Linked DNA regions of Homo sapiens: region 1 is linked to region 2. The links are chromatin loops, found by intact Hi-C in ENCODE. Cell type or tissue: PC-9. All regions are shown on one strand. Region 1 overlaps UGP2 (UDP-glucose pyrophosphorylase 2). Region 2 has its middle 100 kb from the start of UGP2.

Region 1 (2,500 bases), 120 kb before region 2:
GCTATTGCTATTTCTAAAGTGAAATTATAGACATGTAACCAGTATGGAATTAATAATCATGGGCTTGTTGTCAGTTCCTTTATCAGGTCCCCATTTCTGAAAGTCCTGTACACGAAGGAATGTGAAGGAAGGTAATCCCGAGGGAAATTCAAAAACTGTTCAATTCATCATGAAATCAAAAGTTGAAGCTTTGGCAATATTTGCTAAATTAGTATGTCTGCTTAGTGTCAGTATTTCTATATATTACTGTTTTAAAACTTTATGTCAAAGAAATGATGAGACTCTTTGGTATTCAGCCATGTCCTCAGAGCCATTTCTTTAAATGCCACTAATTCCTTTTTGTGGAATACTTTTTAGAATCTCATTTGTGTGTGTATCTCCACATACACACAAAACAAGTCTCTAATGGCTTTATCATTGGCTAGTTGCAGCTGGGAAATCTTCACATGCTCAAAGCAAATCATCCTATATGGCATACTATATCAGATGCTTGGCCAGATTGCCTCAAGATTTTTTTCTTTTAATGTGCAAACTTTAAATGCACAGTGTACTACGGTTCACCTTCAGAAAAAAAAATGCTATGTATCTGTACTCTGCACACATAAACTGTAACTTCCTCAGACTTCCTTATAAATAAACAATAGCTTTTAATGTTTTTTGTATTGATAGACTAAGAAAAAGTCTCAGCAATTTTATGGAACAAAACAAAAAATCCATTGGAGCTAAATACCACATTGATGCATGCTATTCTCTTCATGCCAATTCTCTACCCTATGACCCTACATAACTCCTCCCTGTTCACAAATATACCTTCACTCTTTTGATCCTATTAAATATTGAAATGAAAAAGTCGTTTTTTTGTTTTTTTTTTTTTTTTGAGACAGGATCTCACTCTGTTGCCCAGGCTGGAGTGCAGTGGTGATATCATAGCTTACTGTAGCCTCAAACTCCTGGGCTCAAGTGATCTTCCTACCTCAGCCTTCCAAGTAGCTGGGACTACAGGTAGATGCCACCATGCACAGCTAACTAAAAAAAAAAAATTTGTAGAGGTGAGGTCTATGTTGCCTGTGCTGGTAAAAAAGCCTTCTTTAGAGAATATTTTGTATAGAAATGAAAATACATCACCACCAGGGGTCAGTGCCAGCCATGTGACTTCAACAGGTTTTAAATTAGCGCTCAAGAGAACTCGTCAGCTCCAATACCTTCTTGAACAGGCCCCGTACTTCCTCGTAACTCTGATCTATTTCCCATCCCTGTCCATGCCCAACGTGTAAGCTTGGCCAAGACCAAGACACTCTCATAACCTCTCTGGAAAACAATGAAATGGTCAAATAAGCTACATATGCTGGCTTGTCCTTTCTTGCTCTAATTTAAAACATTAACCTTTATATATATATAAAAATTTTTTTACTTATGTAGTTAAATATCAAGATAATCTTATTATTACATTTAGTTAACATTTACAAAGAAGGAGCAGAGCATTATCCATAACGCTATAAACTGGGTTCTTATTAGCCATAATTCATAAAACATGAACTCAAAAGACTTCTCACAAAACATCTATGTACTCACTGAGAGCTAAAACAAAGCATTCAACACAAAAGGTAAGAACGAGTAAAACCTCACAATATAAAATTTCAATGCCTATCTATAAAATATGTCCTTCAATCTAGTATTTATGAAAAACTATTTTTATCTAAAAAGTGGTTAAGGCAGGAGGATCACTTGAGGCCAGGACTTTAAGACCAGCCTAGACAACATAGGGAGACCCTGTCTCTACAAAAAAAAAAAAAAAAAAAAAATTAGCTGGGCCTGGTGGCACAATGCCTGTAGTCCTGCCTACTCAGGAGGCTGAGGCAGGAGGATCCCTTGAGCCCAGGAGTTCGAGGCTGTAGTGAGCTATGACTGTGCCACTACCCTCCAGCCTGAGTGACAGAACAAGACCTCATCTCTAAAAGAAAATAAAAAATAAAGATAAAAATTAAAAGTGATCATCTGAAATGACAAAGGCATATGAGGTCAGTTTTCTGAGGGCCAAAGAAATAAAGAAAGCTACCAAAGATGTTCTGAAAATACATACACTAAAATGGGGTCAGTAAATAGGCTAGATAATAAGTATTTCAGGTTTTGTTACAAGCCATACTGTCTCCACTCCAACTATTCAACTCTGCCATTGTTGCAAAAAAGCAGTTATAGACAATACATAAATGAATGTGTGGGTGTGTTCCAATAAAACTTTACTTACAAACCAGGTGGCTGACTCTGCTAATTGTCAACTCATACACAAAAATATAGATCCACTGGTATGACAATGTTTATGTCACACCTTTGATATAAGGCTGACATGAGAAATGTTACTCTAAATGGCTGTTCTTCCACAGTAATTTCTTTTTACTTAGGAATATAAAATATTATTTGCATTTTTTTTAAAAAAAGACCTATGTTCACTTTTAAAAATTACATTTTGAAAGGAAAATTGATCTCTATAATAATCTCTAAG
Region 2 (2,500 bases):
GACTGTCATGCAAGTATTCATAACTTGGGATTAACTTTCATATGAATTATTTGAGAAGTCTACATAATGCCAACAAAATAATTTTCTAAAAACCTCATTATCTTATTTCCAGGTATATCTTGATGTATTTTTTTAAAAACTGTAGAATCAACAAATCCCTTTGGAATCTAAAGTTTAGATAATGTCACAAGCTATTCAAAGGAATTAGCAAATCTTTCCAGCAGCTGTTCTTCCATTTTCCCTGGCAGCATCAGGTGGCAAGGACAGGCGGTAACCAAATCCATTTAGTGTTAAGTGTGACTCTAACATTGATGACCTTACTGAAATAGTTGGGTCTGATGCTCTGAAGAATGATTAGGTAGGGAAGCCACGTAGCAGGCTGCACATACCACCTTATCACAGAGCTCATTTAGAATATAGTTTGAAATTTTGTTGGAATAACAACTTGCAGGTAGGAAGAACAGCTCAGGAGAAAGAGCACTGGAATGGGACAGATCTGGATTCAAATTCCAGCTCACCACTTACAACATCAATCCCTCCAAGCCTTGTTTACTCATCTGTAACATGAAAATACAAACAATATCAATTCCACGGGGTTGTTTGGGGATTAAAAAGATGTAAACATCCCTTTTGGCATAAAATAGAGGCTCAAGAAATGTTAGTTCCCTTCTTTCCGTTCACCTGCGTCATGTGTCATGCTGGCCTTTCTTATTAAATTTTCAGTTCATTTTCAATTATAGCACCCTTAAATTCTTTACAGGCTAGTAATAAAATGCAACTGATAACATTGGGCTCTGTGTTACTGAGGCAAGGACTGGGTATAGAGTTTCCCTGGTGCTGCTTGGCACGTTACCCAGATGTTCTAGAAGGTCATGGTCTGTGGCATTGTGTGGAACATACAATAAACAATCCACCAACGTTTTTATGTCATCTCGTATGGGTCTTTTGTTAGTTATCACTGCTCTCAAGTTTTGGGTTGATAATCTACAGATAATATCATTAGAATTTATAAGAAAAAAGAACCCTTGTAGGCATGGCAGACTGCATAAAATAGATTGAACAAGACGAGGCTTTTAATGCAATCTACCTCATTAGTGAGAGGATATGGATCAGGCAGGGCACGATAAATTCTGAGGACCATCCCAAAGTGATCCCTGGGACCTATTCTGTAATGAAGTAGGAAGGCCAGACCTATCTTAAAACACTAAGTCTCCCTATAATGTTGGGTGAGTATCATCCACAAGTTACATGGCACTTTAATTAAGAGGACCACTAAAATTATAAGCTAGAATACAGACATTGAAATAGAAACTTTCCTTCCTTTCTCCCTTCCTTCCTCCCTCTCTCCCTTCCTTCCTTCCTCCCTCCCTTCCTTCCTTTTCTCTTCTTCCTGTTTCTTTCTTTCCATTTTATCTTTTTACAGAAAGAACAACAGGCTACTGACAAAAACACTTACACTGTAATAAGATGAACTATTAGAGATAGGGGAGACTAATATTCCTGGACATACAGTCAAGAAATTCCTCTGGGTTTATGCCAAGAGATAGACATCAGACTGAGTCAAGCCCAAGCACACATGATTGAGATCTCTAAAATATGCCTGACATGTGAGAAAAAATTTATCTGGAGTTCAGCTAATCCATATCATTCAGTTTTCTTTTTCTTTTGTTAAACTGAAGTAAACTTTAATAGTTCTTTATTAACCACCAGCTGTTGTATGATCCAATTTTAATAACGTTTTCCATTTATCTTGCTTTTTGTTTGTCTAATCTTTTATCTGTATATAGGCATAGAGAAGTCTGGAATAATATTCACCTAAAGTTAGCAACAGTCATTTTCTGAGTGGTAAGAGGGGGCTTTATTTGTTGTGCTTTTATAAATTGCTTGAATTTTTAAATGATTTATTTAAAGAAATCAGAGGGTTTTTAAATAAAATAATCCACAACACTGATTTTTCACTTACCCAGTTTCTGATTAAAAGTGGCAAATGAGGAATGACGTTACATTGTTAAGCCATTAAATTTGAAAAAAAAATGCAAATATTGTAATCATGCAGGTAAACCAAAAAAATTTAAGATGCAATTTATCAAAGCCAGAAATCATTCAAAGTAGGCAAGCAAAGAAAGTAAACATTAAGCATAGTGAAATACAAGAGACCAACTCTACTTAAACCATTTCCCACTCAATTAAACAATTAAATAAAACATTTATTTCTAACAGCTGGCTGCCAGAGATGCCCAGGAGAAACCCAGCTCTGTGCAGGTATCTTAACTCAGGGTGTACAGTGGATAAATGAGCCTGAAAAAAAAAATAAATCAAAGAAGGTCCGAGGGACCTGAGACTGACTCCCTAGCTAGTGCTTAATGGTGCCACAAAAGATGTCTTTATTAAGTGCTTTGTCTCAGTATTTTTGAAGGATCAGCTTACAGCAAAGTAAGAGACATTGCACAATATCAGAAATTTGTTACTGATTGTTAGAGTCAACCTTTATCCAGAAAAT

What was found. Hi-C counts contacts between places; a loop is a spot of excess contacts. Peaks named below come from ENCODE experiments on the same cell type or tissue, not always from the same donor. Only the 100,000 strongest peaks of a DNase experiment are listed, where the experiment ranks them.
Region 1: a loop joins it to region 2, with 2.4 times the contacts of the local background. A loop is called at or near these places in 2 of 110 quality-filtered maps.

The regions. Positions count from the first base shown.
Region 1 is chr2:63,860,065-63,862,564 of GRCh38, reverse strand. All of the region lies in intron 3 of UGP2 (UDP-glucose pyrophosphorylase 2), which reads right to left. Among named protein-coding and RNA genes, the nearest start is that of UGP2, 19 kb to the right of the region's middle. In PC-9, CTCF peaks have their summits at 928 and 1,138 (motif pointing right); no DNase peak of the experiment used is centred here; H3K27ac peaks cover 245 bases.
Region 2 is chr2:63,741,126-63,743,625 of GRCh38, reverse strand. It overlaps a transcript of WDPCP not described here. Among named protein-coding and RNA genes, the nearest start is that of UGP2, 100 kb to the left of the region's middle. In PC-9, no CTCF peak of the experiment used is centred here; a DNase peak (open chromatin) is centred at 1,545.